Linked DNA regions of Homo sapiens: region 2 is linked to region 1. Evidence: read pairs that join two places in POLR2A ChIA-PET (ENCODE). Cell type or tissue: PC-9. All regions are shown on one strand. Each heading gives the region's core, and the rest is flanking DNA. Links, peaks and the distances in the headings are about the cores only.

Evidence for each region. Peaks named below come from ENCODE experiments on the same cell type or tissue, not always from the same donor. Only the 100,000 strongest peaks of a DNase experiment are listed, where the experiment ranks them.
Region 2: POLR2A ChIA-PET joins it to region 1 with 6 read pairs; 1 of 35 experiments calls an interaction of 5 or more read pairs at or near these places.

Annotation. Positions count from the first base shown.
Region 1 is chr13:43,892,370-43,898,419 of GRCh38, forward strand. It overlaps LACC1 (laccase domain containing 1), which reads left to right. Exons shown (of 7, transcript NM_153218.4): 7 at 1-1,563. Among named protein-coding and RNA genes, the nearest start is that of LACC1, 15 kb to the left of the region's middle. In PC-9, for the core only: a CTCF peak has its summit at 2,245 (motif pointing right); a DNase peak (open chromatin) is centred at 3,672.
Region 2 is chr13:44,298,467-44,304,516 of GRCh38, forward strand. No RefSeq gene overlaps it. Among named protein-coding and RNA genes, the nearest start is that of SERP2, 72 kb to the right of the region's middle. RefSeq lists an enhancer at 2,916-3,105. In PC-9, for the core only: no CTCF peak of the experiment used is centred there; DNase peaks (open chromatin) are centred at 2,745 and 3,035; H3K27ac peaks cover 2,272 bases.

The sequences.
Region 1 (6,050 bases), core at 1,244-5,243:
GAGAGACATTTAAGAGATGGAATCAATAGATCCTGTTACTAGATAATGGAAGTAAGAGGTGAGGAAGAGTGGAAAAGTCATTAATGACTCTAAGATTTCTGCTTGGCTGCTTACCAAGATTGGCAACAAAGGGAGGGAGAAGGTTTGGAAAAAGAGAGAAGGATAATGAGTTTGACTTTACATAGAATGAAGGGCATCCAGATAGAAATCTTTGGTTAATAATTAGAAATATAGACCTAGAAATTAGGAGGAAACCTGAGACAGAGACAAATATTTCAAAGCTTACAATACAGAGATGATACCTGATTCTATTGGAGCAGGTTTGATCATCTAGGCAGAAATTAGGATGAGAAAAAAGGAGATCCAATAATACAACCTTATAGTCACAGAAGTAAGAAAAAAAGGGTAGTTGTTTTGAAGAAGCCAGGATAGGTGTGGAAAGTACTCAAAAAGAAATCTTCAGGGATAAAATAAAGTGATAATTTAAAAGAAATCAATGGATTAAACATATTGAAACTGTTCTATAGGCAGTGGTCATTGAGTCAGCTTTCAGTGCATTAGGAAGAAGATGCATAGGTGTCAACTCTTTTCTGACAGCATTTACTAGAGAAGAGAAAAAGCTGGGGACTACATCTTCAAGGAAGGGACTTTTTTTGGATGAGCAGTTTTGAGTGTGTTTGTCAGTTAAAGAGAGGAATTAGGTTAGTTTTCATTTGGGAAAAATTGTATATATATTTAATGTAAGTTATCACATTGCATCTTAAAAATATTCTTATTTAATACATATATTTCCTACATGTATATGTGGTAGCATGATAGCAAATAACATTTGTTTGGTATTTCCAAAGGACTTTCATGTACATTGCCTCATTTTACCTTTACAGCTACTCTGAAATACACAGGCATTATCCCTTTTATTCAGCTGAGAAAACTGAGCTTCATTGAGGTGGAGGTCAAAAATCACAAAATTTGTGATGAATTAAGATTTGAACATATGTTTTGTGACTCCAGTTTTCCTTTCAGATTTTAAAATTAATTAAAGGGATCTTCATTATACTTTTATTGTTAACTTTTTGTTAACATAATTTATTCATACATTCAGTGAAAATTTTGTTGAGGTACTGGGACAGGTTAAAAAATACAGTTGTAGCCCTCAGGATATTTAATATCCAGTGAAAAGTGACAGTCAGTAAACCAACAATCTCAATACTTTGATATATGTTGTGAGGTTGTGATAACCGATTCTTGTTTAGTTTAATTCTATATCTCCCTTAGACCAGTGTTAAATTTAAATAAAACACCTCATTTTTTCCAATTCAGGGAAGGCACTAAACATAAAGCATAGGATAGAAATGTTGAACTCATCCAAAATATTATTTTGTTTAATGAAAATGATGAAGATTAAGGAATACTTCCATGTATTGAGTAAGGTTGATAATTTTCTAATTCTTCACTGTGCATTATTTTGTTTGAAGTTGGTAAATTTGGAGTATCCTGCAGACACATTTTGCTTTATGTACTACAACATTCTACAACCAAATAAAAATTATTTTGATTATCTGATTTTGGATTATCTCTGCCAAAGTATATAATGAAAGGTTGTCTCCTTGCTGCTTTACTGAATGAAAAGTGTTGATTTAGTAACTCCAAACTATCAGGTTATTAAATAATCATCTTATTGTGTCTACAAGATAGCTGTCACTCTCACATATTTGTATGTAGGTTTCTAGGACTTTTGGGGTACAACAACAAAGATTTCTAGTAAGTTTTGTTTTTGTTTTTAATTTTATTTTAAATTTATAAATAACAATGGTACCTATTCATGAGATACATAATAATGTTTCCATTCATATAATGTACAGTGATCTGACCAAGGTAATTAGCATATCTATCATTTCGAACATTTTTCTTTGTGTTACGAACATTTAATATGTTCCTTCCAGCTATTTCAAACTATATAATATACTATTGTTAACTATAGTTATCCTACAGTGGTATAGAACACTAGAACTTATTCCTCTTAAAGTTTTGTTTTTAATCTAAGCACTGCTACTAACTGCACATAGGAAATATTGATTGCTATTTTATTAATAAGGGGAATTAAGTTTGTAAGTCAAATAAACATTAATGAAATACCTTTTTGAAAATACTATCAAACTAAAACTTACTGGGCCATTTATCCAACTGTAATTTTAAATTGTGAAAAATAGCACAGTGGCCAAATATGCTATACCCCAGTGCTTTATAAAACAAATAAGATGACCTTACCACTAGGAGGTGGTATTTCAACAAGTAGCTCTACTATTATTTCTTGGTATAAAGTTGAACTAATCTTTTTTTTTTTTGAAAAAAATCAACTTTATTTTTTCTAGGTTTAAAAAAATAGAACCAGCTATTAATTTTTGTTGAGAAAATGCATCTTTTGGTGTTCACATCTAAATTTCTGAAAAGGTGATCTGGTTACTAAAATCATCCCAAATACATTCATAAACCAGATCCACGTGTGACCAGCCCTTTACAAAAATTAATTACAGTTGCCACAGCCTTTACATTCATTCTTATCACACGTTACAACATGCAGATAACACAAAGAAAGGTCAACAAGCTGAAGTAAACATTACAGCATCAGGAAAATGAAAACCCATCTGTATAAAATAAATACAATTTTGTAATAACTGTAAAGAAAATGAAAGCACTTAATAAAAATAATGGCAGTTGAATGTATAACTGTCTCATCTCCCAATCATAAAATAAGTTACTGTAAAATGCATAGACTCCTTACACTTAAAGAATTTGTGCATCACAGTCATGTGAAGTTGAACTAATCTTAAACTCTGTATTTTCTTGTGGAATAAAAAGGGAGGGGAGGACGCATTTAAAGTTAGTGAATGTATTGCTCTTACTTTAGGTATAACGTGGTAGTTCAAGTAGATAAAAGCATTTAGGAACCCTCACCCACTTCTATCTCACTCCTACAGAATCTCTAGTAATTGCTTTTCTGTAAGTAGATTTTTGGGAGAAACTCAGAGAAGCTTATTCTATGTAACATGACAAAACAGAAATAATATCTATATATTCAGCAGCTGGAAGGAAAGATAACAGTGACATACGAGTTATATGCTTTTATATCTCAAAGTGGGATTTGATATTTATTTTTACTTGATTGTCCTAGAGTTATACTTCCAATGTATCCATCTTACTTTTTGTGTGAACTCTTAGAGAATGCTACCAATCTATGAAAGTTCAGCACTTTAAAGAAAGCATTACTCAGTTATTGTGTGTTATCGTGTTTGTATGCATGAGTCTTTGTGTATGTGCTAAATGGCAAATAAGAAATATGTGTGTTAAATATGACACATAGCCTTTTTGCCCTAGCTAATATAAATTAACACACACATAACACATTGGATGCAGTAGAATAATAGATTTCTCTCTATAGATTTTTTAATAAATTATGCAGTAAAGAATGGAAAGCATGGTCCATATGCTTACTGGATGTGTTTGTGTGAACCCTGATCTAGGGCACGTGCATTTCCATTGTAGGCAGTGTTTTTAAAGTTTACTTGTGATTTCAAAGATTGCCATAAGCAATGCATTGTTCTGTGCTAGGTCATTGCTTAATGAAGAAAAAAGAAATCTGCCAGTACTGCTTTTTCCAGATTAACACGTTTGGTTTGAAGTCACAGTGATTACATGTCAACTGTGTTGAGACAAACTTTTCATACTCTCCTTAGATGCATTTTTGTAGAGAAAGAAATGCTTACATCACATTCCCCATGTCCTTTTGCCAAGCGCCTGAGGTGAGCTATGTCTCTGCTGTATTTGGAGCAGACTTTTTGTTTTATTTAATTCTCAGAAGGTTGAGGTGTCCAGTTACTACATTTTGTTAAACAAAATTTCCAGCAGACACTATAGCTCAAAATACCACATTCCTTTCTAACCAAAAACAAAACAAAAGACAAAAAAGGGGAGTAAAGGGAGTACTCTCATTTCATGAGAAACATTTGTAGAAAAGAGATTTGTTCATGGTAACAATTGGGTTTTTAATACCCTTCATTTTCAGAATTCTGCATCACACGCTGCTTCAGTTTACATCTCACCATGCTTTCCTGTTCCTTACGTTTTTAAAGCTCATGTTTTAAGGTTGTATTTTCTTTCTTTTGTTGTTGTTTTGTTTTGTTTTGTTTTGTTTTTGAGACGGAGTCTCGCTCTGTTGTCCAGGCTGGAGTGCAGTGGCGCGGGCTCTCGGCTCACTGCAAGCTCCGCCTCCCGGGGTTCACGCCATTCTCCTGCCTCAGCCTCGCCAGTAGCTGGGACTACAGGCGCCCGCTACCACGCCCAGCTAATTTTTTGTATTTTTAGTAGAGACGGGGTTTCACTTGTAAGCCAGGATGGTCTCGATCTCCTGACCTCATGATACACCCCCCTCGGCCTCCCAAAGTGCTGGGATTACAGGCGTGAGCCACCGCTCCCGGCCAAGATTGTATTTTCTTATCCCTCCCATCAGCCTCGTTTTCATACTTGATATTTCATATTTACAAGGTACCTTCATTCCTTTGGTTTTCTACTTTTCAATACATATCCAGATTTGGCTAATAGAGTTATCTGTTTGACATATCCTGTGTCCCCTCAAATATATCCTCCAAACTTAACTCATCATCTTCTCTCCAAAACCTGCTCCCATCCTGTCTTCTGTCTCAGAGAATGAAATCATTATTCATGCAGTTGCCCAGCCAGAAACCCTGGAGTGTTTCTGAATGCCTCCCTTTCCGTCTCCCCTTCCCTTCCCACACTACTGACTGTATGTCTACCATGTGTTCCCATGTCTCTCAACTTTCACAGACATTCAGGTCATCATCTCTCACCTGTATCATTAGAGCAGCCTTCTGACTAGTCTTTCCTTATTGAATCCCTTCTTACAGTATCATTATTGATTGTTTTAAAATGCAAATCTGGTCATATTACATCTCTCAAAAAATTTTTATGGCTTTCCCACTGCCTCCAAGGTAAAGACCTACTCACTAAAATGTATAAGTGCTGTCATCCTCTTGCCCCTGCATACTTCTTTAATTTCTACCACTCCCCATGCTGTAGCCATTCTGTACTTTTTTCATTTCCTAGAGTATGCCATTAAGCTAGGCCAGACCAAATAGGTTGGTTGGCATTCAAAGACTGACTAGAACTCAGATTTTTGTTTAGGATTATCTTCACTTAGGCTTTCTACTAAATTAGCAAATAGGAAGTAGCAAGGACATCTACAATATAAACATTTACGTAAATAATTACAACACTCTAGTGTCTCCCTAGTTTCTCATGGAGATATGGCCAAAATTCAGTTGTCAATGTCATATATATATATATGTGTGTGTGTATATATATATATGTATATATATGTGTATATATGTATATATATGTATGTGTATATGTGTGTGTGTGTGTATATATATATATGTATATATATATACACACACACACATATATATAGCGAGTACCATGCCAGATTGTACATGGAAGCTCAGTAGCTTTTGTTCCATGGGCAGTGTGAGGGGCCATACTAATGCTCAAAGGTCTACCTTCTACTGTATAAAGAAAGTTTTACTATATTGAAAAGCGTGCACAATATTTTTTTCTGTGTTATTGGGTCAACAGCAGTTCTCACCATGATCACCATCATCTTCCACAGCTATGTTTTCTCTTGCTTCTTGGCTTTGTACACATTGCTGGCTCTTCGTACACATTGCATACACACGGCATTTGTCAATGTCGCCTCTCTTGAATAACTCTTAACTATCCTTTAAGACTCAGATCTGGGGTCTTCTCTTCCAGAATATTTTCTTCGTTGTTTGCCTCATTAGCAACCATCCTGAGCATCATTTTTTATGGTCCTCAGTGAACTTATTTTTAAATGTTGGTCTGTTTAATTGTCTACTACTAAATATAGGCTCCATCAGAATAAGGAGCATATCTTACTTATCTTCATATTTTTAGTACCTAGCAAAGATATTATCACATTATAATAATCTAATATCTATAGGAGAAAAAAGGGAAAG
Region 2 (6,050 bases), core at 1,040-5,039, 410 kb after region 1:
GCCATGCTAATAGGAATGTACTAGTCTCCCATTGTAGTTTCAATTTGCATTTCTTGATGACTAATGATGTTGGACATCTTTTCATGTGCTTATTGGATATTTGTATAGTTATTTACTCAAGATAAATAATAACTCATGGCAAAAAGATTTCACATCCACATACCAAAAATAATTTGTACATGAATGATCAGAGTAACTTTAGAATAGTCCAAAACTGGAACCTCCAATAGCCATCAATAGATGAATGGATAAACCAGTTGTGATATACAACAGAATACTACTCAGCAATAAAAAGGAATGAACCTCTGACACAGCCAACAGTATGGATGGATTTCCAAAACATTATACTGAGTAAAAGCAGCCAGATATAAAAGAGAACATACTGTATGATTCTATTGATATGAAACTCTAGCATAAGCAGAAATAATCTATTGTGACTGGAAGCAGGTAAGTGGTTGTCTGGATTTGGGAGTTAGGCAAAGTGTTACCCAGAAAGGGGCTCAAGAAATTTTGGAGGAGATAAGAATGTTCTATTTACCACACAGGTAAATGTGTCCATCAAAACTCATCAAGCTGCACACTTAAAATAAGTGCATTTTATTGCATGTAAAAATAACTCAATGAAGTTGATTTAAAACAAATATTCAATTGTTTCTCACTACTTTAGAAAAAAGTTTTAAAAAGTTAGTATGATATACAACGTCTTCAATGATATGACCCCTTCTATCTCTCTGACTTTTTCTTTCTAGGCCTCCGCCTGGTTTGCTCCAGTCATACTCTAATGCCTACTCCCTCCGCATCATCACACTTTCTCGTGTCTCTATATCTTTATAAATGCAATTCCCACTTCCTGGAATCTGAACCCTACCCCCTGCCTCCTTGTAATTTGACTCACTCCTACTCATCCTTCAAGGTCAACTCAAGACTGCCTGGACTTTTCTCCAAGGCTGGATCCAGCACCTCTCTTGTGTGTCCTCAGACCATCCTGTATAGCTCTCTAGTCTGATGTTTTCACACTCTGGTACCAAAGTTAATATTCTTTCTTAGGCTCTGAGCATCTTGAAACCAAGGTCTGTCTATGTTCTTAATTCCTAGCACAAAGTTTGGTACATGTTGCTTAGTATGTGTAGAATGGATAGATGAATGACTGAATGAATCAACTAATGCCCTGTCTACTCAGAAGGATATAATGAGAATCAAGTGACATAAGGGTGTGACTCCCTGCACTCTATTATTTGGGTGTTTGATTTGGCCCCATAATATGGTGGTGTGGCCAAGACTATGCCCTCTGAACCTCCACCTCCATCCCTGGGTACAGCCAGTAAACAGAACTTTGCAAATTCCTATCTTGGAATCACAATGACAAACGCTCCAAGATGGCAGGAGCCTCTGAGCACCTTGAGAGGCAATCAAGAGAAGCCTGTCTCAGCAGACTCACCTCACTGCCAGGTGGTGGCTGCACACTCTCTGTGGGGTATCGCACCTCAAACCACAGCTCTGCAATCCTACAATATCTTTCACCATCCCACATAGTATTTGTTAATTGAATCCTGTAATTTAATTGCATTCGCATTTCTAAGCACACTTGTTTTCATAGAACGTATACTCTTTAGCACCTGAAGATTCTGACAAGTAAATGTCATCCATGCCTGTCCAGGTAGATACGAGGTAGCGTTGCCCTCACTCCCAGACACTCCCCTGTCCATTACTTAACCACGTGGAGTTGGAGTAGCCGTTTTCTATGATTATGATCCATTTTCTTCACCCTTGTTGGAGCTTTCATAAGAATCAGCAGGAACTCTGCAAACCCTCCTCCCTGTCACTACCTCACCACTTCACCAACATGTCCCCAGCCTCCAGTTCCATCCCATCAATGCCATTTCTGGCACATATGCCCACTGGATCCACCCAGTGACAACCACCTGCATGCCATTTTCTTGAATGAAAGGAATGAAGGCATTTTCTACTCTATCATCATTCCTTGACCTTCACCTGTTTTGGTTTTTAAAGTGTTTTCTCTTCTGCATTAGCCGGAGTTCATTAGAGAGCCGTCCAGCCTCCATACCTGGAGTTGGTCACTGATGGCCTTTTTTACTGTCTGCCACTGAAGGTTAGTCTGGTCAAATGATCTTCAGTGAAGAGCATTCAACAAGTCAGTGCTCAAAAGCAAGGGGGTGAATCTTTGGAGGAGAGACTGGGGAAGACCGATGAGAGGGGAGAATTAATGGTTAAATCTACAGTAGGGTTTCAAATTCTTTTTTCAAGTTTAGGGGAAGGATTCCTCTGTTAATTCATTTATTCATTCTTACAATCTGGTTAGACCTATGGCCTCCCAGAAAACAGCTAAATTAGCCTCTTCTCTAATGTAGGCCCAGGGCTCTGGCTCTATCGGGGATTCCAAAGCCCCTCAACACCACCCCTGAGCTTACCCTGGAGAGTAATGTTTTCCGGGCATTCACATCAACTGAGAGCTTAAATATGGTTCTTCTGGGAGAGGGCCAGGAGACGGGATGGCCATTATCAGCAATCTGCTCTCTGCGGAGTCTGAGCCATGTGAACAAACAACCTCACACACTACGAGTGGGGAGAGAAGCGATTGGAATGTTCACTCCTATTTTCCTAAAATATCCAGTGAACCATGAACCTAAACTCTACACCTGAGGCAAACCGGGAGTTGCTATTTTAACACAGCACAGCTTAGAAAACAATCCACACATGTTCTGTGACTTGGGCCAGCCCCAGAGGGATTCCTGGCAGCATTGCATGGGTGACTAATATTCACAGCCTCTCTGAGGGTGAAGGGTATGCTATTCACCTGTCTGCCACCACTCACTTCAATATGCTTTGCCATGTGGGATCTGAGAGGAGTCTTTTTCTGGGAGTTTTAAATATCTTTTCAATGGGGCTTTTAAGATACTTATAAGTACTGTTTTCTGATCTAGGATCGCTCCACCTAGTCTATTGGCATATCTCTTATACAGGAGGACAAGAGAGTGATGAAAAATGAGACAGGAAATGCACCCATTTATTTCGCAAACATCTGCGTTGGGCCATTGGGGAATACCAAGATGACTCAGCCACAGTTGAAGGAGGGCAGATATGAAAACAAATCATTAAAATAATGTAGTCAAATGCTAAATAAGGTTTGTACCAAAGGCTGTGGGAACACAAAGAAGGGATCATTAATTTTGTCAGAGGCAGTCAAGGAAGACTTTGTAGAGAGTGACCTCTGAGTTGTACTTTAACAGCTGTGTTGGAAAGTTCAGGTGAGAGAGGAAAGGAACGGTGTTCAAGACAGAGGGAACAGCAGCCGCAAAGATGTGGAAGCTTGAAGACCCCTGAAAACTTTGCTGAGTTTGGGCCACAGGTTACACGGGAGCAAATGGGGCAGGTATGAGGCTGACACCGTGGGTTGGGGTGAGATATGAAGGCATGTGGTCAGGTTAAAGGGTCCAGACTTAATTCATTGGGCAATTGAGAAAAAACAGAGGACTTGGAGCATAGGTGTGAAACATCAGATTTTAGAAAGACATATCAGTAGACAATCACTGTATTTCAGGCTTTAGTGATTCCTCACTTGGTCCATGATACAAGCCTCCATGTCACACTTTGCTTGCTGCTTTGTATATCTGCTCAGCTGAGGCATTTTTACATAACCGTATGTTAAAAGGGTCATTATTCCCACTGTACAGTTGGCGAAAGAGAATCTCAGGGAGCTTAAAAAGAATACCCTTTGGCAAAGCCAAGATTCACACCGAAGTCTGTTGGATCACCAAGTCTGTGTTTCATTATACTGAATTAGAAGATAATAACAACGAGAAAGAAAAAAATGGTGATTGGCAGCCCTGGCTGCACATTAGTTTCTCCTTGGGAGCTTTTTTAAATCATGATGTCCAGGCTGCACCCTAGACTGATTAAACCAGAATACGTAGGAGTGGAACCCAGACATCAGGATTTGCTTAAAGCTCCTCAGGTGACTTTAGTGTGCAGCCAAGTTTGAGAATGACTAAGAGATGTTTCAAAGGAAGACTTGGTAATAGTTGGCTAGCAAGCGGGAAGACCGAGAGAGAAGGAGGAAAGAGGTGACTTTAAGATTTTTAACTTGGATGAAGGCAGAAAGGGATGTGAGTGGGGAAATGAGGAGTTTATTCTCACAGTCATTTACTTTGCCATCATAGTGTGACATCCAGGTGGAAATACCCAATAGATGCCTTGGCAAAGTGAACCACGGGCTTCAGAGGAGTCAAGGCTATATCAAGGTCAACACCTCATCCAGTGCTGTGCTGGGGGCAGCTCACACCAGCTCCAGGGAAGCAACTATTAAATATTCTGAAATTTTGCAAGCCAGTTGTTAACACAGCCATTAATAAAAATTAAATCAAAAGAATTAAATAAATTATATTTTTGAAAATGTAATAAACTCTCAAAACTCATTACTTCTCATTACTACACTTTAGTATTGCCTGTGCTCTTGAAGTTGTTTATGTATACTTTATCTGTGTGGTGGGAAAGCCATATAATGGTAGCTTACTGTAGGGGATCTTTGCCAACTCTGCAATCACTCATGTTGATAGCTTGAAACTGGCCATGGTAAGGAGCATTTACATCATGAAAACTGGCAAATACTACAAAATAAGGCCCCCGTCATCCCCCACAAAGAGCGAGTTGTTAAAACATTTACCAGCACACCATTGCCTCAAACCACATTAGGGACTATGCAGAGATGCCAGCGTATGAGTATGCATGGGGAACCTCATCAAGATAAAACAAAGACAGTAAGAGACAAGTTAAACTTCACAGATGGGGGTGGCCGGTGGTGTAAGGAAAAAAAAAAAAGACTTCACAGATGGGGGAAAAAAACTGATGCTAGAAACAGTTTTCCCCTTGACTAATATTTCCCAAAACACAAGCTTTTTGCAATACTCAGGTCCTTTGGGATTGCTACTATTCCAAATAAACCTGTTTTATTTAGCTCCGTGAATAAGGCCCTTCTAGCCAGAGAAGATATATTTTATATGCACACATAAAAATACTCTGTGTTTATGTAACACTTTCCTTATAAGGAGCTCACAGCAATTCCACATACTCTCTTTATTCCTATGAACACCCTGGGGAGGTAGCTAGGTGGTAGAGGAAATAGGAAGGAATGAACAAAAAAAAGAGTTGAATTAGAAATCATGGCATTGCCTTGCCTCAGTACCATAAACAAGCATAGGAAAGCCTAACTTCAGGACTATAAAGTGTCTTGCTCAAGAAGTTTCTAGAATTGGACTCCCATCACTGGCATTTTTCCATAGGCATGGCCTAGAAGCAGGGAAAACCTCCCATTAGCTACCTTTTTTTTGCATTCCCTTGCTATTTTGGCTTTAGCCCCTAACTTGGGCCGGAGCTGGAGTTTGCAGTCCAAGCCTGTCTGACTCCACAGCCTCTGGGAGGTCACCAAATGGCCAGCGGCAGGAAAGGAGATGGGCCTGCCAAGAAGCAGCAGGGACCTATGTTAGGGCTCATTCCCATGTGACTCCAGTGGTCCCTGATGATCATTCCTGGGCTCCTCGCCAGTGACACCACTGTCCCCTCTGCACCTGCTGCATCATCCCCCTGGGGATCCAAATGGCCTCTCTGAATGTCCTTGGCAATTCCTCCTGAGGCTCTGGACAATTTCAAATCAGTCCTTTGGAATACAAGTCAGCTTAACTTTAATGCTTGGTATCCTCCCCATTTACCCAAGATTTGTCTGTGCTGCAGAGCAGAAGGTACACGGCTGCTGATAATGAAAGTTGGGGGAAAGAATTAACTGCGTTGTGTGTGTGTGTGTGTGTACATGTGCATGCATGTGCATATATGTGTGTCAAAAACAGTCAAACAGAAAGGCAAAGTGGCAGAAACAAAGAAACAGAGGCAGAAAAACAGAGAGGCCAAGAGTTACAGAGGCTGTGGGAATTCCTGAACCAAGACAATCTCTTGTTCACAGTGGTTTTGTTTCTAAGAATTTCATTGTTTGTTTTTAACTGCTAGAAGGGTAGACTTTCAAGTGAAAAATACCCTGGGCT